Regions from separate parts of the Mus musculus genome. Here regions 1, 3, 4 and 5 are each linked to region 2. The links are chromatin loops, found by intact Hi-C in ENCODE. Cell type or tissue: heart. All regions are shown on one strand. Region 1 holds the start of Ran (RAN, member RAS oncogene family). Region 2 holds the start of Nipsnap2 (nipsnap homolog 2). Region 3 holds the start of Zfp11 (zinc finger protein 11). Region 4 holds the start of Psph (phosphoserine phosphatase). Region 5 overlaps Mmp17 (matrix metallopeptidase 17).

Region 1 (5,000 bases), 700 kb after region 2:
TAGATTATTTGAAATACAACTTTATTCTGATTCTAAACGAAAAGAATGGGAATGACAGTAACAAACAAGATTTCCCCACTGGATATTGCGATGGGACTGCAGCAGTCTTATCTTTGAAATTCAGAAAGGAAACAACTCTGTTCCAAACAGCTAAATATGCAAGTCCAAAAAATGAAGGTATGTTTAACTGCCACATTCACTCGAAGCCCATTCATCTCCTTCAGCATCCCAATGAAGTACACGATCTGCTTAGCTAAATAAGGTGGCACACGCGCTGCACCGCTGACATCACAGGACAGTTGCCTATAAAACTAGACTTCTGACGCAGGGCTCCAGCTTCACTTTCTCACAGGTCATCATCCTCATCTGGGAGAGCAGTCGTCTGAGCAACCTGGAGCAACAAACAAAAACAAAACAGTGCAGATCAGAACTACCATTACCAAGTCAGGCCGAGCACCACCAGGACTGGTTAAGTGCGCACAGCCAGCTCTTCTAATGACCGGAGCTTGATTCCTAGCACCCCACATGTCTGGGCAGATCCAATGCCAACCTCTGCAGAAACTAGGCAAAGTGCACACACACACACGAAAACAAAACACTGTAAAAAAAGAACAAATACCTCTAAATCATGCTCGTACTGTGCTGCCAAAGCTGGGTCCATGACCACCTCAGGTGGGGCAAGAGCAGGCATGGCAACAAACTCCAAGTTAGGATCTCCAATGAGCTTTCTGGCAAGCCAGAGGAAAGGCTTTTCAAAGTTGTAGTTACTTTTGGCAGAAATGTCATAGTACTGTTTTAAAAGAAAAAGGAATGTATGCTTAATGATTCTATTAATAATCTCCATTCCAGGACATTCTAAACAAAGACATTTTATAATCCACATTAAAACCCTCTGACCAATTTTTAATATAGAACATATACGGGTACCTTATATACAATCTTCTCTAAGAATGAACCGAGAAATTAGAACGTACCTGAAGATTCTTCTTCCGGTGGAAGACAATAGATTTTGCCTTCACTTTCCTGTCTTTAATATCCACTTTGTTGCCACACAATACAATGGGGATGTTTTCACACACTCGTACCAGATCTCTATGCCAGTTAGGTACATTCTTGTAAGTAACTCTTGAGGTTACATCAAACATTATAATGGCACACTGGGCTGAAAAACATTGGAGACAGTAGAGTGTCTTAGTCTACTGCAGGACTCAGTCATCATCTTGGGCCTGACTCTGGATCACCCATCAACCCACTCCATTCAAAAGTCCTCCCTGTCCCCCACTAAAAAGTTAGATGGTAAAACATGGCACACTGACTCCAATTCCTCTTCAAATGAAAACTCCAAAAGTCAAGACCAATTCACTCTATCAACTACCTTCTTCTCCTCAAGGCACCTAATCACTAACTACCAACTGCTGGCCCATCAAAGTTCATCAAAGTTCAAACACCAGTCTTCTAAAATCTGAGCCCAGGTTTCTATAACCTACCCTGCAGGGATGGTGAGGATACAGTTTAAGAGGAAGCACGTGAGCATCCCCATTTTTTTGGTTAAAAAGTTAACCCCGGTTATAAACACCCCTTTGCCTTTACATGCGAAGAAGCCAAAGAACGAATTTTCTCATCATGCTAGTAAGATCACAAGGATATTCATTCGTCTTTAAACACCAACAGACTCTTTCCCCACTAAGCTTTTTCGATTACTTTCAAGGAGAAAAGTAAAAGTACAGTTTCCATGAGGCGGCAGGTTTCACGTGTGAGAGAGGGCCTGGCTCCAGGAGGGGCTAGAGGTTTAGTATCTTGGGGCAAATGCTCACTACTTATTTTAATGATGGGAATAATCACGGGTAAGCTACTGCGTGTAGCCCTTAATTCAAGTTTCGAAAACCAAAAAGTGACCCGGGAGCTTTCCCAATAGCTTAGTCTCCTACTAAGTTCTGAAGCCACACAGTTTGCCCCAAATCAATGCCTAGCATGACACAGCATATGATCAAACGACACCACGGACGATTCTTATAAAAGAAAAAAAAAATCTCCTATCCACTCCAACCAGGTCGCCTCCCTCCAAGAGATTTCTGTCCCCTCTCCTTAGTCACCCGGCAACGGCTGGCTCTCCGGCTCATACCCCAAGCACATGTCCGAGGGCCTGGGCCCACTTCCGCAAGGCCCCCCTCACCTTGGATGTAGTAGCCATCGCGCAGGCCCCCGAACTTCTCCTGGCCGGCCGTGTCCCACACGTTGAACTTGATGGGTCCTCTGTTGGTATGGAAGACGAGCGGGTGCACCTCCACGCCCAGGGTGGCTGCGGGGAACAGGGCGGCAGAAGGGGTCAGCCGTGCACTGCCCGCCGCCTTCCCCCGGAGGCCTCGCTGCCGTGAAGCACCCCCGGCCGCACCTACCTACATACTTCTTCTCAAACTCGCCCGTCAAGTGGCGCTTCACGAAGGTTGTCTTCCCGGTGCCGCCGTCGCCCACCAGGACGAGCTAGATTCAAGAGACGAGGCGGCGGCGTGAGCGGTCCCCGCCATGCCGTCCCCTCCCGACCTCCCCGCTCGCTCGCCCTCCGAGGGCCCCCGTGCGGCCGCACACGCACCTTGAACTGGACCTGCGGCTCTCCCTGGGCGGCCATCGCGGCGGATCCTGCGGGGAGAGAGAGCGGCTGCGGCACGTGCGCCCCACAAAGGCCGCGGCCGGGAAGAGCGCGCGGGAAGGCGGGGACGCGGCGTGAGACGGTGGGGGGAAGGGAAGCGGGCTGAAAAAGCCCAGGGCGCTGCCCGTCCGCCTCGCCTCGCCTCGTCGCCAGCGCCGCCCCGCGCCCACCCGAAGGACACCCAAACCCTCCGGTCACCGCCCGCGCCCGCGCCCGCACCCTCCCGGCCTCGACGCTACCTTCCAGAAGAGTCTCCGCGCCTGTCCGACTGGAGCTGGAAAGATGGCGGAAGCGCGATTCAAATGCCGGAGACGCAGCGGACGCCGGCGCGCGGAGGGGGGGAGGAGCCGGGAGAGGGCGGAGCAACGGCGCCGCGCCCAACCACGCGGCGCGCGTGCACGCGCACGTCCGCTGGAGCCGTCCGACTCGGCCGGGGGCCCTCGGAGCGCCCAGGGCGGGAGAGGGGCGGCGGGTCACGTGGGCCGGCCGAGCGGGGACGCGCACGCACGCGGACCGTGAAGGGCCCGCGGGAGCCGGCGCTGAGCGCGGGCTGCCACGCGCATGCGCTGGCTGCGGGAGGCCGCGCGTTACGCGGGCGGCGGCCTAGCCAGGGGCCTCGTGGGCGGGAAAGGCGGGTGCTGCTTCTCGGTCGCTCGCTGCCGCTCAGCGGGCACCGCCCGACCTTCGTCCCCAAGTCCTGTGTCCACAGGCACCGGGGATCTCGCGGGCGGGCGATCGCTAAGTGTGCGCGGCCGCCGTCTGCAGAATGAATGGAGGGAATGAATGAGGGTGCGCGCGCCCGAGGCCCGGCTTGCGTCAGCCATGCGTGCCCGGCATGGACACGGCCTGGCCTTCCTGGGAGGATGGGACCGGATGCAGTTAGTCCAGGCGTTCAGCATCCCAGGGCCCTTCCTCTGTTGCGTGGTCTGAGTAATCTGTCTCGCAGAAGATACCCTACCCTGGCTCCCTCCTGAGCAGCAATTGACCAGCAAATACAGATGCTGCTGGGGAAATGGAAAATGTATCTCTGATGACCAGAGCTTGGGGGCCCTGCTGTTACTTTGTACTATGCAATCTAAAAGGAGCCAGCACAGGCCTTAGGGTTCCAAGGCTAGCCTGGGCAACTTAGGTAGAAGACAGGTGGGAAAGTGTGCACAAAAACTATAACATAACGTTAACATAGTATGTTTAATGGAACGTCAGTTACATATTTATATAAATACAAAGTTACTATATTTTGGAGTATATGTAACAAGTCGGCTACAAGGGGCTATGCTGTGAGCTGTATTCAATAGAGGATATAACAGGAGGTGGAGATCAAACAGAGTTTAGGAGAAAAACGGTCAACCCGCCTAGTTCCAGTTTGGTAGATTGTTGATACAATGTAGCACCTGGTGCTGGGTGGTGACATCACCAGTGACCCTCTCCCCGAGAAAACTTATCATGAACTTACTTGTCCTGGCAACCAGCCTGCCGAACCGCATCATCTGGTGGCCTGGTTTGTGTTACTAACTGGCCCACGCTTAGAACTTACAAAGAACCTCATCCTAAGAAGCCGAGGGAAACAAGAGAATACACTCAAGCGGGCATAGGCGCAGCTCTCCCTGCAAGCACTGTCTGGACTGCCCACTGCTGCCTGGTTTACAGCATTTTCTTTGCCATCCAACGTGAACTGCAAACCTATTCTTAGCCTGAACTTTAAAACTTAACATGTATGAGTACTGGGGGTGTGGGTGTTGGTCGGGAGACAGCTATAGACAGGCTATTTGTACAGCCTTGGGGGGAAAGTTGCTGTTGCGGAAGGGATTGTAGCTTGTGATGGTTAGTCTACTGGATTTAGGGTTGTGAAGGGTGTGTCTCTTGTACTCACAGAGAGGTTTAACTGAACCTGGGCAGTACCCTAGACTGAACAAAATGGAGACCAGCATCGGTCTCTCTGCTTCCTGACTGTGGATACAATGTAACCAGCCACCTCACACTCTCACCATTATGCCTTCCATCTTCTGCAGATGTAATAAATTGTACCATTGGAATTGTGAGCCAAAAAGAAACTAGCCAAAAGTTGCTTTTTATCAAGTATTTTTGTCTAGCGATGAGAAAAATAGCTAATTGTATTTTCTTCTAAAACCCCAAATCTTTAGTATAATTTGAATTTGAGATCTCTCCTGTGTTGGATATTTCATCCCCCACCAACCATGCTGTTTTAGACTTGTGACCTAGTGAGTGACTGGGGGGTGGGGGGTGGGGTGTCAGCCTTAAAGAGTATATCCTGTAGTGTGAGCTCCCACCACCATGGAATGAGACCGAAGCCATACCATCCTACTATGATAAACTGTATCCGCCATGAACCAAG
Region 2 (5,000 bases):
TGCCATCTTACTTAACCTTTTAGCCAGGATCAGGCACAGCTAACCGGTCCAATAAATATCCCCTCTCTGACGCCTGTCACATAATGATGGTTCTGGCTGCTCTTTCCCCGTCTTCCTTGCTGGCTCCTTCTCCTCTATTCAACAGCCTGTAAATGTTGACACACACTAGGCCTTGCTTCTCAGCTCCTTCACTAGCCTCCTTCTCTCCTTAAAACAATTCCATCCATCGCTGTGGCTTTAAAACAAAACAAACACACCAAAACAAGCCTGGCGGTGGCATACACCTTCATTCAGTCCCAGCACTAGGGAGGCAGAGGCAGGCTTAACAGCCTGATATATAGATCGGGTTCCAGCACAACCAGGGTTACTGTCTCTCAAACTCCCATCTCCCCCAAAACCAACCCCTCCCCCCAAAAAAACCTCTAACCCCCCAGACAAACCAAAACCCACAGAAAAACAAAACCACCACCATCAAAAACAAAAACAGTAAAAACACAGTCTAATAAAATCCAGATATCTATCAACATTCTTATATGCTAATCCCCACCAGTTGCCTATAGCCCAGACACTTGGATATTCCATTTGAACAGCCTATACCTCAGACTTCACAAGGTTCTAAACTGCTCAGGACTCCCTCTTCTTCCTCCTCTTTGAATAGCTCCCAGAGAGGATTGGCAGGAAGGGAGAGAGGAGGGTGAGAGTATCCTCAAGGAATCAAGGGGTAGGGAGCATTTGGCTCCAAGTACGGGTACCTGGTAGGTCCAAAACTCTACCAGTTTCATGACTTTGAGCATTGGGTCTTGAGTGAGCACCTTGGGGTTCAGTTGCCTGTTTCCCAAGGAACAAAATACAAACTTTAGGGGCTCGGACTGCTTGCTCAGTAACAACAGATGTGAGAGTAAGATGTCGGTTCATTCCACTTGGAATCATATTACAGGTGGTTTAAATAATTTGCACCTACAAGTTGCATCTGTCCTGAAACAAAAGCATTCACACACTTTTCCCTCGAGATGTGTCTCTTGTCCTCTGTGTGTCTGTGTGAGATACACACCCCAGTACTAAAGATTGCCAGTAAATCAGACAAGCCATATTATATGGTGCTCTCATAATGCTGGAGAGATGGCTCCATGCCTAAGACCACCTGTTCCTTTCCTAGAGGGGCAGAGTTCCGATCCCAGCACCCAAGTGGTGGCTTACAACCATTTCTGTAACTGTACTTCAGAGGGTCAGAGACTTTCTTCTGGTCCCTGAAGGCCCAAGGCATGCACACGGTGCACATACATAGATGCAGGTAAAAACCACACATACGCACAAACAAAAGAAATCTGAAGGCAAGTTCTGGAGCTGGTGAGATGGCTTAAGGGGTAAAGAAACTGGCTGCTAAGTTTGATGAACTACATTCAATTTCCCAGACCCACATGGTGGAAGAAAATCAATTACACACACGTGGCAGAGAGCTCAGAGGTTAAAAAAAATCTTAAAAAAAAAAAAAAGGAATATTTCAATTAGCCAAGGCTGGCCTGCAACTGCACACCTGCAACTGCAGAACTTTGGAGTCTGAAGCAAAAGGTTTGCTGAAGGTTCAAGGCCAGCCAGGAATATATGTAGTAAGATCTTGTCTCAAAATACATACATACATACATACATACATACATACATACATACATACATACATACATAGGGCCTGGAGAGATGGCTCAGGGGTTAAGAACACTTGCCGCTCTAGAAGAGAACTCAGATTCAATTCCCAGCCCCGACATGGCGGCTCACAACCCTCTGTAACTCCGGGTCGTTGGGGATCCAAAACCTTCTCCTGGCTGCCCCAGGCACCTATGTGTTAGCCACACATGAAAGCAAACACTTATACACATAAAATAAAAAAATAAATCCTACAAACCGCTTAAACAGCAAATAAGCATATAAAGGAAGAAAAGAAGGGAAAACAAATCTGTCGGTAAATTCGGATGGCCTTTCGTTATTTAAACGTGGGGATGTCAAGGTGACAGGTTGACACACCGAGCACAGTCTCCGCGGAGGTCAGGAAAAAAGAAAAAGTTTCGACAGCGAACTCCGCCATCTACTACAGCTGGCCACCGTGGGTTACTTTTTTTTTTTTTTTTTTTTGCCACTCCGCTTTCAAATTTAAGGGCTGTCCCGACTGGGGACCCCGGGGTACAGCTTCCCCAGGGAGACCAGCCATCCTTTTGCTTCTCTGCACGACCTGGGGCGAGGCATTGCTACTGCGAGGGGCGCAGCGCGCAGAGGCTGAGGGCGGACGTGGCCCGCGAGCCCGGGCGTCCCCGGCAAGGGCGGCGCCGGCAGGACGGTGACCTTGAGCCCCACGGGGGCCCGGGAAGGCGCCGCAGCCTCGCCAGCCCTCGGTCGCCTGGGACTCGGGAGGCCGGCCCCCCGGCGTCCCCTGCCCGCCCCGGGGACCCCGCGCCCTTCGCCCCACGGCGGCCCCTCCCCGGCCGGGCCCCGGAAAGGGCGGCGCTGCTCACCGGAGCCCCGGCAGGAAGCCGCTCTGGGCGGCTGGCCGCAGCAGGCCTCCTCGCGCGAGCAACACCCGCGCCGCCATCTTGCTCCGGAGCCTGAAGCTCCTACCGCCTCGGTGTCGCTGACGCCGCCGCTACCGCGACCCCTCCCCCGGCCGGGCCGACCAGGCTGGGGCGGGGCGGGGCAGGGCGCTAGGCCGCTGTAGTGCAGGGGAGCGGCCGCTAGGGGGAGCAGCGTGGCGCCTCAGTGCTGCCGCCAGGGGGCGTGCCAAGAAGTTGCTGAAGATATCCGTAGATCCCGCGAGGGGAGTTCAGGGTCTCTGAAGTCCGAGTGAGAAAGGAACCTGGAATGTACACGGGGAGATCCACGGGAAAGGAGTAGATCTGTGCATGTGGGGAATCCAGAGTCTGATTTTATGGTTGAGGGCCACCACAAACATGAGGAAACGTGTTAAAGTTTTAGCAGCATCAGGAAAGTCGAGAACCACTGGTATAGGGGGAAGTGTATTCTGTAAGGATAATAAAAGAGCTATGGATATAAGCATAAACTTCAGCAAGATAAGAGTAGGCAAAAGCAGAACTAGATCCCGAGGAATCAGAGAAATAGGGAGCAGCCTGGGCCTCAGTTACATGCAGAGGCCAAGAGAAGGATACTCTCCAATTGGTGGCTGCCTTCCTGGTTCTGAGTTAGAAGACGGATGGGAGCTGTAATCTTGAAGCTCAGGAGTTGTGGTTTTCTTTATCTTTTAAATTTTTCTCTTCCTAGTCTATGTGCATCATCAGTGTTTTGCCTGCATGTATGTCTGTGTGAGAGTGTGGGTGGAGCCCCTGGCAATTGGAGTTGCAGGAGGTTGTGAGCTGCCATGTGGGTGCTAGGAATTGAACCCCAGGTCCTCCGGGAAGAGCAGCCAGTGCTCTTAATCGCTGAGCCATCTTTCCAGCCCCATGGGTACAGTTTTTCTAACAAGAATTTGGACAAATGACAGGGTCTGGTCTTGTGGGTGGTGGAGGAGCGGTTCAGACTGGGAGAGGCACTCCTTTGAATGTGAATGAGGCTGAGAGCGGTCCATAAAACTGTAGACCCAACTGTGGGAGGCAGATATGTGACTTGCTGCGGGCAGGGCCTCTTCAAGCGTCGGTGAGCCCTGCCTTTTTTATACAGATCCTTCATTTCTCAACTTAGCTGAGACAGGGTCTTTATGTGGCGCCCAGTCCGGCCTCAAACTGATGGTAATCTGTTTACCGCTCTTGAGTCGGGGTTGAACCTGGGAGAATGGAGCCTAAAAACGAGGCGGACTAAAGTCTCAAGCAATAGCGTTTATTCAGAGCATCAGACGATTTATACTCTGAGGGTATAGAAGAACCACAGGAGTTAGGTGTGTAATCATAAGGACAAGCCACACGTGGCAAAAAAATAATAAAAGCAGCAAGCAGTAATGAGTGATCTGGAGTGAACTCACTGCGATTCGCTACACCTGGGAGGGGTGTGAAGCACAGTCTATGAACAAGTTTTGTGTTTTGAAGAAACTGAGGTTACAAGACTCATTTGGAGTTTCTCACAAGCATTCAGAGTTCCCCTCATGCGACTCCATCCTTGGGTCCTGCCTGTTCTGACAGGAATCCTTTTGTAATCTCAGGGTAAACTCCTGGGTTGAGATTACTTGCAGAGCCGTCATAAGCTGTTTAGTTATTGGACCTCATTATTCAGACCAGGATGGCCTCAAACTCTCAATGCTCCTGCCTCTGTCTCTGCGGTGCAGGGATCATAGGTATGCAGTATTGCACTTGACTCAACTTTATAGGTTAGGAGTTTCAACTCTCTCTTGGAATGCAAACTTGGCGTTTATGCATTTCTTTGATGACTCTGCTTTTGTGCTCCTTAGCATTAGGCCATATTTTTCCTGTATTCCCCACCCCCAAACCCATTGCCATTTGGCTCTAAAGTTTCATTAGTTCTTTAGTCCAGTGCTCTCCTCCCTTCCTAAGTACTGGTGACTGTACTTAGGGCCTTGAATATGTTAGGCATGTGTTCTATTAATGAGCTTGCATCTTCAATCTATTTTTGAAATAGGTTCTACCAAGTTGCCTGGGCTTGCTGTGCTCAGCACTTAGCCTCCTGAGTGCTATATTATAAGTGTATGCCATGGGCTGGAGAGATGGCTCAGGGGTTAAGAGCACTGACTGCTCTTCTGAAGATCCTGAGTTCAAATCCCAGCACCCACATGATGGCTCACAACTATTTGCAATGAGATCTGATGCCCTCTTCTGGCTTGTCTGAAGACAGCTACAGTGAGTGTATTTAGATATAATAATAAATTAATTGATTAAAAAAATAAGTGTAGGGGGCTGGAGAGATGGCTCAGTGGTTAAGAGCACTGACTGCTCTTCTGAAGGTCCTGAGTTCAAAACCCAGCAACCACATGGTGGCTCACAACCATCTGCAATGTGATCTGACGCTCTTGTCTGGTGTGTCTGAAGACAACTACAGTGTACTCATATACATAA
Region 3 (5,000 bases), 55 kb after region 2:
TCATGTTTCAGACTCTATTGGGCAATTTCATATATTAACCTTCCAAATAAGTCTTAGTTTTTGTTTGTTTGTTTGTTTTAGTTACTCTTATTAAAGAAAATGTGTTAAGTTTCTGATGAGCTAATAATGTAAATTACTTCAGGGGGAATCCTTTTTTTTTTTTTTTTTTTTTGTGGTTTTTCAAGACAGGGTTTCTCTGTATAGCCCTGGCTGCCCTGGAACTCACTCTGTAGACCAGGCTGGCCTTGAACTCAGAAATCTGCCTGCCTCTACCTCCCAAGTGCTGAGATTAAAGGCATGCACCACCACGCCTGGCTCAGGGGGAATCCTTTAATGGTGGATTTTTTTCATGCACCTACTTGGTGTATGGAATTGAGTCTGTACACTGGCAAGTTCATTTTGAGGCATCTGAGCCTCCGTTGTATTTCTTCTTGGCCACACTGCTGAAAGATACCTCAGGCTGCCACCCATTCCATTCATGCTGCTTTTAGAGACTGCGGTATAGTCTTTATCCGCCCTTTTGAAGCAGTCTTATGTTCACACGGCACACCTAATTCATCATGACAGTATGCTGCCCCTTGCCACATACAGTTAGGTGCCCACTCTGGGAGTCCCAATCAAGAACACTATACTCAAGGAGATAGCTGGCCTTTGGTTGGATGTCTCATCACTCGTCACAGGGAGCATGTAACCGTTGCCACAGCAAGGAGGCGCATCATCCTCTACCATGAGGGACAAGGTGGCCATAGTGAGATGGCCTCTATGGACAACCCACTCACAGATCAACTCCAGTTGCACATCTTATCATCTGTTGCTGGGACATTCAACGACTCTTCCCAAGCTCACTGTTTGACTCTTCATGTGGAAATGTGACTAGATGCTTGTTCACCCCAGCAGGGTACCAATCACAGACAAGGAAACAACTCCAGGACTCACTGAGTTCAGTGTAGTGAGACAGCGAGTTCATTTGGGTTACTTGTGGGGAGTATGGATGAAGCATTACAGGAGTGAGGAGGACCAAGAAGCAGATACAGCTCTGAAAACTCATCACAGCATGAGCGATGACATCAAAAGCTACACCCCTAGCACCTGATGTCACATGGTCATCACGGTCATCATGCTGTTTTTTTTTTTTTGTTTTTTTTTTGTTTTTTTTTTTTTTTTTAATTTCAGGAGCTGCTGTCATTCAAGGATGTCTCCGTTGATTTCTCTCCAGAAGAGCAGGAATGCTTAGACCCTGCTTGGTGGAATTTGTATAGAAATGTGATGGTGGAAAACTACAGAAACCTTGTCTCTCTGAGTGAGGATCTCTCCCCTACAGAATTCCCAACCTCCTGCCCATATTTCACTCCCTCCCTTCATTAAATATTTCTCAGGAGCTTACACTTTGCAGGGAAGTCGTGGGCAGGTTCATTTTAACTGTATTTCCTTTAAAAATCTCCTTCCTTGATGGAGGATGCTTCTTACACTCTCATCGGTGGTGATTGTAGGAGTTTGTTGGCATGAAGTGTCATGAATTACAGTCCAAATCTTCCCTTTGATTCAGTCATATGTGCAAGTGAGTCTTTCATCTCCAAACTGAAGATTCTTCATGCGTACTCTACTGTAGGAAACCACTGGGGGAAAAGCTGAGCAATGTAAGCTGAAAATAATTCTATGTAAGCTGAGCAAGCCAGTAAACAGCACTCCACTATGGCCTCTGCATCAGTTCCTGCCTCCAGGTTCCTGCCCTTTTTGAGTTCCTGTCCTGTTTCCTTCAGTGATGAAGAGTGCTCTAGAAGTGTAAGCAAAACAAACCCTTTCCTCCCCAAGTTGCTTTGGTCATGGTGTTTCACAGCAATAGTAACGCTAAGACATACACCATAGTCAAACTAGAAATATCCAAAGATTAACTGAAAATCAAGAGAGAAATAAGCAAAATCAACACATATCTAGCAAAGTATGATCTCAGTTACAGAAATAATCTAATCAGAATTAGAAATTTAAAAGTGAAGCCAGAGGTTGTGGCATACACCTTTAATCCCAGCGCTTGGGAGCAGAGGCAGGTGGATTTCTTAGTTTAAAGCCGCCATGATCTACAGAGTTCCAGAACAGCCAGAGATACACAGAGAAACCCTGTCACAACAAACAAACAAACAAACAACAAGTTTCTTTAAAGTCAAAGAAAAAGACTATCAATATAGGATTCTGTATTCATCAGCGCATTCTTTCCAGAACAAAGTGGGAGTCAGGTTGCCCTGACATGCCATGATATCTAATACATATCTAACAGGGGTTTGAAGCAACTATATGGAAATGCAAAAAAACAAAAACAAAAACAAAAACAAAAAACAAAAAACAAAAAACAAAAAACAAAACAAAAACATTGTACAAAATTCTTAAGAGAATTGTCAAAAATAATCTATACAGCAAAGACCTATCATTTTTGTCCCTACTCAGCCTGGAAGTGATAACTTGCAGTGTTAATCAAGGCTGTGGGATGCCAAAAGTGGTCTGCATCCAGGTCCCTTAGACTGAGAACTACCATGGAGACAGACTTCATTCTGTCTTGGCGGGCTTTGGGTGGGGTGCCACCATCACTGGAGACCGTTTCCTATTTGCACCTCCGGTCCAGCTCTTGCCAGCCAGCCTGTTGCCCTCACCACTTGGACTCCCAGGGAGGATTATTCCTAGCCACCTCGGAACCCAAACACTCTCCGGGTCACCGCGGAACCCGGAGACCCGGGAACCCAGATACCCCGGAACGGAAGCCTGCGGAAACCGGAGACCAGAGAACCCGGACACTCTGGAACGGGACACCGCGGAAAAGATCCGTTCCGGAATCGGGACAAGGTGAGTCCGGGCTCGGCCTCCGAGCAGGGAGGTGGTTTTTGTAGATGCAGCGGTGCGGGATCGGCGGCCAGTCCCGGGTCGGGTCGAGTTCTCTAGGGCATCTGTCAGCTCGCGGCGAGGGCCCAAGGCTGGCAGCCCGATGGCGGGATACTGGGGACATCCCGACTCCCCGTGTGCCGGTCCTGCCCGAGAAAAGCCCTGAGCTGGGGTCCGCACCCACTTCTCCCCAGCGGCCTGCACCTTGGACAGTAAATTCCTACGAATTTCCCATGTCTTCACATTAAACTGTCCCCGCGTATCAAACAAATTCTTGTGCTTTTTATATTTCTGCCCCCCCCCGCCCCCGTGCACATCGGGTAGCAATGCAAAAGGACTTGTTTTGTGTTCGTGAACCGTGCGTCTGTGCAGAAAGCACTGGACAGCTATTAATTAGAATCCTAGTAAAACTTTTCACGTCACTCCTTCTCCCTAGGCACGGGCACTTTAGCACGAAAAACCTTTGGGTTGAGCTTTCCCCTGGCTGATTTCAGAGGTGATACATATGCCTTTTTTCTTTTTCTTTTTTCTTTTTTTGGTACTGGATTTCAGTACTTCTGACCTCAAGCGCAGGTACTAGGTGCTACCGGTGCCATGTCCCAGATTAGGAGTTGTTAAGGTCCCTGGGATTCTGTCCTCGGCGGATCTGTGAGCCTGCAGCCTTTAAGGCTGGTTACCAAAGGGATACAGGGACTGTTTTATTTACATATCTTGGCTACTGTAATATTATAACTGTGTCCTCATCTTGGTATATTTACTCTCTATTGTGACTTATGGGTCATACAGTAAGCCAGCTTTAACTTTTTTTTCAAGAGCTTTCACGTTATTTAAAAATTCATATACTCACCTTGCCAATAGTTCCCAAGGACTGCCCCTCCCTGTGTTTATGTTCCCTAGACCCCCCTCCCCCCTTTTGTTTTTTCTTTAATGACAGACATCTCTTCAAGTAGCCCATTCTGGCCTGGAAGTTTCCTTTTTTTTTTGGTTGATGCCTCCTGAGTGCTGGGTTAGCTTTTTGGTAAGAGCTCCCAGTCCTGGGTTTAATCGTTGTTGCAAATAAATGAGAGTCCATGCTTTGACATAGCTCCTGGAAGCATATACTAGAAACACTTCAGGACTGTACAGGGACCTGTGATTTCTAGCTTTTTTACCTCATGACTACTACCCTGTGACTGTGCTTACACGTGTGTGTATAGTTATTCACTGCCTGAGGTCTAGGGAGACTTTTCATCACCTTTGTTTCCAAAAAGTTTGGCAGTTCATATATGGATCCTTTAATGAAAGATTGGGGGGGGGGTCAGTGCCCTGCCCCCCCCCCCAACCAATTCCATGAAGTTTAAGGATGCTCTGTTTGTTCCAACAACAACAACAAAAGCCTGAAGGATTCCAAATGCTCTCTTTTTCTAGTATTCTCTCTTCTTCGGTTTACTGATACCATGGTCAACTCTGTTGTTGTGCGTTCTCTGAAATGATCAGCATGTTAGCATGTACCTGTACACGCTTGTATTTCTAGCCATTGGAATAATGCCCGAGGGACTGAGTTAAGGACCAGCTTGGCCTTCACAGGGAATACCAGGCCACCTAGGTAACATCTTAAGACCCTGTTTCAATAAACACATCAGTCAATTATCTGCGTGCAGCGTGCAGCTGAAATTATATTACTCTGAGTTCTAGTTTGAGGACCTTTCCAGGGCAGGTTTTTTTTTATACTAAGCATGATGAGACTGAAGGGAAATATATTTTACTCTTCGCATTTTTTTTCTTGTCTCTTTAAGTTTAACTTCTCAATGCTACACATATTCAGGAAATGTCAGCTATCACAAAGTGAAAATTGTCCATATGTATGATGGTTAATTGTGGTTGTCAATTTAACTGGCTTTAGACTCAATTCAGACATGAGCTGCTGGGCACAGTTCTGAGCAATTTTCTTGGCTAGCTTATTTGAAGTGGGAAGACATTCTAAATGTGGGTGGTACCTTCCGTTAGTAGCTCAATTCAAAGGAAGTCCTAGAGGAAAGCTTTCCCTTTTGCTCGTTCAGTCTTGCTGATAAGTTCATCTATTCTGTTGTGTCTCTCACTGCTGTTACCACTGCGGCTACATTCCTTTGCTGATACAAGAACCCCATTTCGTT
Region 4 (5,000 bases), 60 kb before region 2:
TCTTCTCGAAAAGTCTTACGCACCCGGCCCGCCCCCGGCGTGCCCACAGAGCACCTCCATTGGGTGGCGACCCTCCTGCCGCCCGCTGATTGGCTTAATCCAACGCTGGTCTCTCTAAGACCCGCCCACCACGCCCAGTTGCGACGTCATTGCGCATCTGAGAAACTGGTTCTCCCGTCATCGGCACTCTGGATCTTAAGGTTCCGTTGTGCTCGCCCCCCAGCGTCACGGTTCGGCGCTTTTAAGAGTTTGCAGCGTGGAGGCTGCGCGGCTCCGCGGTGCAGGAAAAGCCCTGCAGGTCGTGTGTGAGGGATGCTTCGGCCTCTGCACTCGACTGGGTGTGACAGGAAGCAGAGGCGTCGGCCTCTAGTTGCAGGGTGTCTCTAGCTACTGGACTCCGGGATGCTTCCCTCACACTCTCGCGAGATTTCCCAGGTTCATTTTTTTTTTTTCCTTGCCTGTTTTATCCGTAAATTGGGGAGCACAGAAAATGGAGCCTTCCCCTGTACCCTGGTCGTTTTAAGACCCCGGAGGTTGACGGGAGGACTACGCTAGGTAGAAAGTACTAGATGGCTTTAGGAGTGGTGCGATGGGCGTTGAGGAGACTCAGGATCAGTCTGTTCTTAGGGCCCAGGTCATTGAGGCAGCTTGAAAACTAAAATGGATTTTGTTTTAATTTTTTTAAAATAATGAAACAAATAGTAATCCTTGTTTCATTCTATGTCCCAGCTAGACCACGAACTGTCTAACACGGACTGGTATTCTAACTCGTAGCAGTCCTGCTTCAACTTCCAAAGTGGTATGAGCTACTAAGCCTGCTAAAAACTAACAACTAATGGCTGGACAGTGGTGCCCAGTCTTTGAAAGCATTCTTTTAAACATTTTTTTAAAAAGAAAATAATATTAAGCGTATAAGTGTTTTTCCTGTCTGTATGTTGAGCACTTAACATATAGATACGTACTGAATTTTTAAACATGTATATGAATATGAATCACTTCTCCACACAGATGACAACTCGTAATGCCATTGGACGTATTCCACTGAGCTATATATACTGAAGGCTTTGCCATTTTGATAGGAAAGAAAAATTCTTATTCTTCTACTATACAGAGCCAGGCATAGTCACAACACGGGAGGCAAGCAGATCTCTGTGAGTTCAAGGCCAGCCTGGTCTGCATAGCAAGTTCCAGGCCAGCCGTGGCTACATAGGAAGACCCTGTCTAAAGAAAACAGAACTATAGGGTATGTAGCTCAGAGGATGAGTGCCGGTTTAACCGGTACAAAGGTCCTGAATACAGGAAATTTAAAAAGGAAAGAGAAACAACCAGTCACATGGCTGACATTTAGTTATTCCCAAACCTCTGCTCTTCTGGCTGCAGTAAGTATGCTAGTGTAATGTTTTCAAGTGGAGTTGTAGGTTTGAAAACCACAAAAGCTGTGCAGATGATAACGAGGCATGAAGAAGACTCGTGTTTACTTAATATAAAAGTCCTTAAAACATTAGCCAAGAATATATTGGAGCTGCTTTTTGTTTGTTTGTGGTTTGTTTTGTTTTTGTGACAGGGTCTCACTATGCAGACAAGGCTAGCCTTGAACTCCTGATCCTCCTGCCTCTACCTACCTCTTGTTTGTTTGTTTGTTTATCTAATGTATATAGGTGTTCTGTCTGCATGTATATCTGCTTACCAGAAGAGGGCATCAGATCCTATAGGGCTGTAGTTGTGAGCTGCCATGTTAGATGTTGAGAGTTATATGCAGGGCCTCTAGAAGAGCAGCCAGTGCTCTTAACCCACGAGCCTCTGGCTCGATCTGCCTACCTCCTAAATGCAGGTAGTACAGGCACACACCACCACACCTAGCTTACACTTTTTGGTCGGGAGCTTAACTTCTGAACTATGTCCCAGTGACTCTGTCATTCTCAACAGAGAATATCACAGCATCACCACATCTGGCTAAACTGTTTTTGTTAGGTTTTTTTTTTTTTTTTTTTTTTTTTTGTCTTCTAGTTTTCTCTGTGTAGTCTTGTTTGTCCTGGAACTCACTCTGTAGACCAGACAGGCCTCAAATTCAGAGGTCAACCCGCCTCAGCCTTCTGAGTGCTAGGATTAAAGGTGATCGCCACCACATGGCTTGTTTTTTTGTTTTTTGTTTTTAAATAGTGGCATATTTCACTAAATGACTGCATCATAATATATTTCACCAAGTTCCCATTGGGCCAAATTTATTCTGATATTTTGCAACTAAAAAAATCTCTGTGACATTTAACATATATGCGAAGATGTCTGTAAGATACATTTGAGATATGTGATTGTCACATGCTTTGGTCTACTCCTACAACAACTACTTTCCAGTCTTTGTAAAGAGTTTTGTTGTTATATGAGAGTCTCAAAAAGGTTTTATTACATTCATTTGTGTGCATGGGTGTTTGCATCTGTGCCAGAGTATATTTAGAGAGGTCAGAGGATTACTTTTGAGTGTGTGTGTTTTTGAGGCATGGTTTTCCTGTGGAGCCCTGGCTGTTCTGGGACTTGCTCTGTAGACCAGGCTGGCTTCGAATTCACTGAGATCCACTTAACTCTGCCTCTGGTGTGCTGGGATTAGAGGCCTGCACCACCACCTTCTGGCCAGATGGTTCTCTCCTTTTATCATAGGGGTCTGTGGTCAGATCCAGGCCACCAGGCTTAGGAGCAAGCACCTTTACCATCTGAGCCATCTCATCCCCAGACAGGGACTTATGTTGCCAAAACTCGCCTTAAACTCACTAGGTGAAGATGACCTAAAGTCCTGATCCCCCTGCCCTCACTCAAGTACTGGGATTTGCTTGGCCACCTTGCTTTTAATCACAGCATTTAGGAAGCAGAGGCAGATAGATCTCCCAATTTGAGGCCAACCTGATCAGTCTACAAATCAAGTTCCCGGACAGCCAGGGACATCCACAGAGATTCACAGAGAACCTGGTCTCAAAAAAAATTAAAACATTAAAAAATTTAAAAATTATTTATTTCACGATTGTGAGCATTTTACCTGTTTGTCTACATGTGGACCACTTGAATGCCTCATGCCCTCAGAAGTCAGAAGAGAGTGCAGGATCCTTAGAATTGAGTTATTGATGCCGTTTTCTTGTCTCTGTGGCCACTGACTGCTAGTAGACCATCCCTAATGCATAACTAATACTAATTTGAAAATCTTTCAAAAACTTAAGAGGGCCATAGAATGGCTCAGCAGTTCAAAGCATGTACTGCCCTTGCAGAGGACCCAGGTTGGGTCTCAGTACCCAGATAGTGACCCACAATCATCCCTAACTCTAGCTCCAGGGGATCTGAATCTCTCTCCTGACCTCTGAGGGTACCAGGCGCACATGTAATGTTCATACATGCATTCAGGCAAAACACTCAGACATGATTAGAAAAGAAATCAAAACCCAAACAAAACTAGTTCTTATCAATAGCCCTAGATTCCCTAGCCATGCCTCTAATGTGTTGCTTCTGTCCTAGGATCTTTAAAGATTTATTTATTTTATGTACACGAGTACCTTGTTGCTATCTTCAACACACCAGAAGAGGGCATCTGATCCTATTACAAATGGTTGTGAGCCACCGTGTGGTTGCTGGGAATTGAACTCAGGACCTCTGGAAGAGCAGTCAGCGCTCTTAACTGCTGAGACATCTCTCCAGCCCTCGTCCTAGGATCTTATCCAGGACTGTATTTAGTGTCATGTCTTCCAGTCTGAAGAGGTGCATGTCCTACCACTGAACTACAGTCCCAAACCCTGACCTTATTGTTTTTTAATTTATCTCTTAAAAAACTAATGGGGTTTTATGTAGCCCAGGCTGGCCTCAAACTTAGTATGTAGCTCAGGATGACCTTGTGCCTAGTCTTCTGCCTCTGTATCCAGAGTGCTAGGAGTATGGCCATGTATTACCACACCAGATTGTATTTTGAGTCAGGCTTACTACGTAACCCAAGATGACCTGAAACTTGTTGTGTAGCCCAGGCTGGCCTCACACTGGCAGCCCTCTCACCTCAGATTCTAGAGTGCTGAGATGAACAGATCTGTACCACTCTCCCTGGCTTGAACTTGGTATGAGTATGGAGAGGTTATTTTAAAGACTTAGTTTTGTGTACTTTGATGTTTTCTAGTGATTAAATTTATTTTTGGCCAGAAATATTACAGAGGCGGTGTGTCTTTGTGGCTTAAGGAGAATCACGTGATTCCAGTGTATCCCATTGTTCATGTTGTTAACTTTGATCATTTACTTGAAAGTCACCAGTTTACTCTCTTTGGAGCTGCCGGAGAGATGGCTCAGTGGTTAAGAGCACTTGCCTCTGCTCTCACAGAGGACCTGGGCTTGGCTCGCAACACCACAGTAGGCCGCTCACAACCTCTGTAACTCCTGCTGCAGGGAACTCTGACACCTCTGTCTGACCTGCACTCATGGGCACATGCTCACGTGCAGACACATAGCTGCTACATAAATCAAAAGTAATAAAAAATCAATCTCTAAAAATACAGTTGCTCTTTGTATTCAGTCAGTAACTTGTGAGGAGTTCTATAAATATCTTGGTTTTCACCATGCTGCACACTTGTGTAGCTCAGCGGTTCACAGCCTTCCCAATGCTGCAACCCTTTCCTGCAGTTCCCCAGCCATGACATTGTTTTTATTGCTGCTTTATAACTGTAATTCTGCTACTGTTATGAATCGCAGTATAAATATCTGATATACAATTCCTGTGGGGTAGAGACCCTCAAGTTGAGAACCACTGTTCTATCATCTATTAATTTGTTGTCGTTGCTATTTCTATGACACTTATTTGTGTATTTTTAAATTTATGTTTGTTGTTTTAGATAGTCTCACTGTATCTCACTGGGTAGTCCTGTCTGTCTTGCAACTCAAAGTTTGCCTGTCTCTGCTTTCTAAGTGTTGGGAGGTGGCATTTTTAAATGATGTGTTATGTGCTCTGCCTGAACATCAACACTGCCATCTCGTGCCCAAATGTT
Region 5 (5,000 bases), 110 kb after region 2:
TCTGTAGACCAGGCTCAAACTCACAGCAATCCTCCTGCCTCAATCTTCTGAGGGCTGGGATTACACTTGGCATAAATGCTGGTAAAGGCTGTTAGAACTGTCATCTCTGCATCAAGTTTTCCCTGAGTCCTCATTCTGAACGCGCTTTCTGGGTATGAGTTGGGTGTCATCGTTTAAGCCTATAATCTTAGCACTTGGGAGGCTGAGGCAGGAGGATTGCAGCACATTTGAAGCCTACCTTGGCTAGAGAGCAAGACCCTGTGTGCAAAAAAGAGAAAGCAGCTGGGCTGGGGAGATGCTCGATTGGCAAAGTGTTTGCAACTGAAGCATGAAGTCCCAAGATTGATCCCTTGAATGTATAAACAAGCTGGCCTTGGTGGTGTGCACTTGTAATTCCGTCCACTGTCAGGAAGGCAGAGATGGGAGTATCCGTGGGGCTCCCTGGGCGTAGCCCAACCTAATCAAGGAGAGACCCTGCCTCAGAAACCAGGGTGGATCTGAGGAATGACTTCTGAGGTGGTCCCCTGGCTTCCACATGCACACACACATACATATGCACGCACAGGTACTTGCATTCATACACTGACAGGCATGCACACACATCAAAACCAAGCCAGCAAACAACATTTAACCCCCAAAAGCCAAATCTCCAATTGCCCACAAAAAAAAGTATCCAAGACGCTGGCCCGGTGAGATGGACCAGGAGATCCAGTGCTTGCTGTGTGTTTGATCATCTGAGCTCCGTCCCCAGAACTCAGATAAACATTGGACTGCTCTGAGTTGTCCTCTGATCTCCACATGTGCACGCTGTGACACAGGCACAGCTACCATGCCCACAGTAATGATAAAATAAGTTTAGCAATAAAAATACAGGTGGCAGACTAGGTGGCTCTCACAGGAGAAGGGCTTGGCCTGACAGCCCGAGTTCCATAACACACGACAGAAGGAGAGAACCGACTTCTGCAGGCTGTCCTCTGATCTGTACACCATGGATCATGTGCCCTATCCCCTAAATCTAACAAACTGTCAGAGCCGGCATTGTACAATGCTATCTATCCTTAGAACGGAACCCCCGTCTTCATAGGATCAGCTGTGTACAAGACCATCACAGCTGGCTATGTAGAATGTCAATACTCCCTCCTAAATAGGTGGTGGTAGGGAGGTCATTGGAGCGTTGCTGGAGTATCCAGCCATTCTTCCTAGCCATTTGTATATAGTTCTGCTCTAATTTCATGGGAAAAGACTAGAGTTCATACGCTAGAGAAGACTAGAGGGAGTTGAATCCATACTGGATACAAACCTTCCAGAACAGCTGTTTGGGGTCTCTTGTGCCCCTACCCATAACCCCTCACCCATACTTTCTAAGTCTCATAAACTTATTGGTGCCCAAAGGGGAAACTTTGAAGGAAACAAACTTTGAAGGAAACAGCCACACCACCCTCAAGGCAGCCAGCTGTTTTTGGACACTGGGCCCACTATGCAAACACCCAAGCAGCTGCCATGGCTGTAAGCTGAAGACTTGCTCCAGTCGTGAGTGCTCCAGACAACCCCACTAGCTTGGGAACAAGCACTGTGAGCCTGACAAGCTTGGTGAACTCTGATGACCTTGGGACAATTTCACCCAGGCCAGAGCAGGAGCACTTCCTGGTGGTCCCTCAGAGAGCCTGTGATTCGACACAAACGTGGTCCTTTTGTTGAAGGGCTGCCGGGATTGGTGCAAAAAGCCTTGTCATACCTGTTCTCTCTATGTGAGCAGACTGAGGTTCACATTCCAGTTAGTGAGGATGAATCCCTCTGTGGCACTCTCTGATATTGCATTATCAGGCCTAAAAGGACTCTCTCTCTCTCTCTCTCTCTCTCTCTCTCTCTCTCTCTCTCTCTCTCTCCTTCCTTCCTTCCTTCTTTCTTTCTCTCTCTCTTTCTTTTTCCTTCCTTCTTTCTTCCTTCCTTCCTCTCTCCCCTTCTTTTCTTTTCCTTTCTTTCTTTTTTCTTTTTCTTTCTTTCTTTCTTTCTTTCTTTCTTTCTTTCTTTCTTTCTTTCTTTCTTTCTTTCTCTTTCTCTTTCCTCTCTCTCTCTCTTTCTTTCTTTTCCTTCCTCCCTCTCCCTCTCCCTCTCCCTCTCCCTCTCCCTCTCCCTCTCCCTCTCCCTCTCCCTCTCCCTCTCCCTCTCCCTCTCCCTCCCTCCCTCTCTCTCTCTCTCAACCAGAAGTCGGGTAGGCTGAGCTGCTATCATAAATGAGGGAGCTGGGCTAAGAGTTGAGGCTGACGATTATGGGAAACACCAGAGAGAGAAAAACTGCTGCCAAGATTTCCTGAGAGCCATCAAGCTGAGAGGGCCATCCTAGGCCAGAGACTTGTCACTACCCAGCTGCTGAGAGCTGTGACATGGAGTTGTCACAGTAGCTTGAAGCTCCCATTCAGGAGCTGCTCACCTGCCTACTGCTGCTGCCATCTGCTGGAGCCACTGGTTAAAGCAGAGAAGTAGCCTTTTGAGTTTTTTGGCTTTGACAACAGGAGCCATAGGCTTCTCAGAGCTTGGAGCTATAAGCTTCTGGGTCCCTCAGTCTAACTCCAATAAAGAGTTGAGGAGGACTGTCAGAGCTGGAAGATAGTCTCAGCTACTTTATTGGGTAGAAAAGAAAAAAGCATAGCTCAGCTGACTGGTAGCAAACATAAATGCTTAGCATGTAAGCGTTATATATGCTTATAGATTCTACTTATACTCTGCCTGGTTTTAGTAATGTTTGTTGAGTGAAGAACTGAATGCTAGGACAGCTATAGGATGTCCGGGCCAAACAGGGACTCCAGTACAGAGACGTTAATGAAGACAGTAACCAGAGGTACCAGCTCTACAATGGCCTAGACCAGTGGTCCTCAACCAGTGGGTTGAGACCCTTTTTTGAGGATGGCATATCAGATATTTACATTATGATTCATAACAGTAGCAAGATTACAGTTATGAAGTAGCAACGAAAATAATTTTGTGCTTGGGTGGATTGGGGGGGGGGCGATGTCACCACAACATCATTAATGGGTCTCAGCATTAAGAAGGTTGAGAACCACTGTTCTAGACACCAATATGCAGGAGGTCCCTAAGGCACAAACAAGGAGAAAGACACGAACTGGAACAGATGAAGAAAGACAGCAACAGGAGAGACTGAGACAACTGGAGACACCGGCCTATAGAGAACACTGTGGCCACAGCTGAGACCCAAGACCCTGGGGGTTGGGAGGAGGCTCTTGCTGGGACAGCCCTGGAAGATGCTGCCAGTGCCCTGGGAGCCCAGCATCCTGTGGTCTCACTCTCAAGATCTAACCTGCCAGGGGCCTGGGCAGCAGGGAGAGAGCCCTGAGCCTGCAGGTCAGGCATTCACTGTGTGCCAGGGTTTACAAACTTGCCGCCCCTTGGTTCTCAGTTCTCTCATCTGGAACAGCTGCCTCTACTCTCTCAGGGTTGCTCCAGGATTCAGGTGAGTGTATCTTTGCAGCACCTCGAGCACACAAGCTGTTAACTGTGGCTGTTCTTGGGATGACCCCAGCAGTGTGACCCTGGTCTCGTTCCTGATGCTTTTGCTTGGCTTGGCATGATAGCCTACCTTCCTATATATCAAGGACTATATTGAGCCATCCCAGTCCTTCAAGTTGGCAAACTGATCCCAAGGTAGTAGGGCTGGAATTGTTTAGGGACAGGAGAGAATGTGAAACATGGCCCATGGGATGGTTTTTTGCTATTGTTGTTTTTGTTTGTTTGTTTGGTTGGTTTTGGTTTTTGGAGACAGGGTTTCTCTGTATAGCCCTGGCTGTCCTGGAACTCACTTTGTAGACCAGGCTGGCCTTGAACTCAGAAATCCATCTGCCTCTGCCTCCCAAGTACTGGAATTAAAGGTGTGCGCCACCACCGCCTGGCTGTTGTTTTTTAAAGACAGGGTCTCACTATGTAGCCCTGACTGAACTGGAACTCACTATGCAGCCAGTGTTAGCTCAGAGCTCACAGACAGCCACCTGCCTCTGCTTCCAAGTGCTGAGCATGTACCACGATACCTTGCAGAATGGTATCTTTTATCAAGAAAAAAAAATCACGTCATTTATTTTGTGTGGGTGTGGCAATGTGTCCCACATGACACATATGAAGGTCCTAGGTCAGCATGGGGGTGTTTGCTCTCTCCTTCCACCACGGGAGTCCTGAATTCAAGTCTTCAGGCTCAATGGCAGGGGCTGAACCATCTTGCCAGCCCAGGGTAGGACACTGAAGGACTCACAGTATCCTCTGCCTGGCCTGTACAGAGGTGCGTGCAGCAACATCATAAAACACAGGGGTCCCAGCAGAGCATGGCCCTGTCCAGTTGCAGAGCACAACCCGGCAGGAGCCCATGCATTGGCACCTACGTGCTCTGCTCTCCCTGGGAGACCCCTGGCTGCAGGAATGGAAAGGGGCAGGCAGGGTATGGGGGGGGGGCATTGAGAAAACGCTGAACCTTGCAGAGAGGCTATACAGGCTCTGACTGGACTCCCAGCCACCAGCAACATGGAAAAAAGCCAGGTCAGATAAAGACGTCATGCCTTGTTGTAAAATGAGAATTGGGTAGGCTGTGACCTGGCCCTTGAAGCCACACAGGGGTTCCTTGATCCTCTTCCCAAACACAGAGCACGTGTTTGCTTATAAGGCTCAAGAGCCCATGACTACCCTTGATGGCTACTAGGCCCTCCCTGGATGGTGCGAGTCCTCAGACCTCTTTCCTGGAGTTTCACCGTGGTCACAGGAGGGCCATCCACCTAAGTGCAGAGGGCCAGCTCAGCCCAGGACTCACAGACCACAGAAGTCAGAATGACAGAGAAATATGTGTTTAGCCACAACTTGTCTAGAAAGGGACACCATGTGGTGTCACGCCAGACGTTGCCGCAGGCTGTGGTCTCCGGAAGCTTCAGGTAGGCTGATCAGATGCAGAGGTTGGGTAGGAGTCAGCATTTGGGAAACCTGGCACTGGGTTAGCTTTTTGCCCG

What was found. Hi-C counts contacts between places; a loop is a spot of excess contacts. Peaks named below come from ENCODE experiments on the same cell type or tissue, not always from the same donor. Only the 100,000 strongest peaks of a DNase experiment are listed, where the experiment ranks them.
Region 1: a loop joins it to region 2, with 5 times the contacts of the local background. A loop is called at or near these places in 3 of 42 quality-filtered maps.
Region 3: a loop joins it to region 2, with 3 times the contacts of the local background. A loop is called at or near these places in 13 of 42 quality-filtered maps.
Region 4: a loop joins it to region 2, with 5 times the contacts of the local background. A loop is called at or near these places in 3 of 42 quality-filtered maps.
Region 5: a loop joins it to region 2, with 4 times the contacts of the local background. A loop is called at or near these places in 22 of 42 quality-filtered maps.

Annotation. Positions count from the first base shown.
Region 1 is chr5:129,018,165-129,023,164 of GRCm38, reverse strand. It overlaps Ran (RAN, member RAS oncogene family), which reads right to left and starts at 3,009. Exons shown (of 7, transcript NM_009391.3): 1 at 2,887-3,009; 2 at 2,591-2,637; 3 at 2,397-2,481; 4 at 2,174-2,299; 5 at 975-1,162; 6 at 620-790; 7 at 1-391. The coding sequence starts at 2,626. The coding sequence ends at 347. In heart, a CTCF peak has its summit at 2,649; DNase peaks (open chromatin) are centred at 2,294, 3,064 and 4,014; H3K4me3 peaks cover 3,226 bases; H3K27ac peaks cover 3,447 bases.
Region 2 is chr5:129,722,723-129,727,722 of GRCm38, reverse strand. Nipsnap2 (nipsnap homolog 2) reads right to left here and starts at 2,648. Exons shown (of 10, transcript NM_008095.4): 1 at 2,502-2,648. The coding sequence starts at 2,578. In heart, no CTCF peak of the experiment used is centred here; a DNase peak (open chromatin) is centred at 2,532; H3K4me3 peaks cover 2,954 bases; H3K27ac peaks cover 3,270 bases.
Region 3 is chr5:129,667,892-129,672,891 of GRCm38, reverse strand. It overlaps Zfp11 (zinc finger protein 11), which reads left to right and starts at 2,804. Exons shown (of 3, transcript NM_172462.4): 1 at 2,804-2,832. In heart, no CTCF peak of the experiment used is centred here; a DNase peak (open chromatin) is centred at 2,821; H3K4me3 peaks cover 1,492 bases; H3K27ac peaks cover 1,262 bases.
Region 4 is chr5:129,782,390-129,787,389 of GRCm38, reverse strand. It overlaps Psph (phosphoserine phosphatase), which reads left to right and starts at 137. Exons shown (of 8, transcript NM_133900.4): 1 at 137-435. Cct6a (chaperonin containing Tcp1, subunit 6a (zeta)) reads right to left here and starts at 34. Exons shown (of 13, transcript NM_009838.2): 1 at 1-34. In heart, CTCF peaks have their summits at 262 and 4,993 (motif pointing left); a DNase peak (open chromatin) is centred at 99; H3K4me3 peaks cover 1,380 bases; H3K27ac peaks cover 1,239 bases.
Region 5 is chr5:129,608,701-129,613,700 of GRCm38, reverse strand. It overlaps Mmp17 (matrix metallopeptidase 17), which reads right to left. Exons shown (of 10, transcript NM_011846.5): 10 at 4,547-5,000. Among named protein-coding and RNA genes, the nearest start is that of Mmp17, 27 kb to the right of the region's middle. In heart, a CTCF peak has its summit at 2,450 (motif pointing left); no DNase peak of the experiment used is centred here.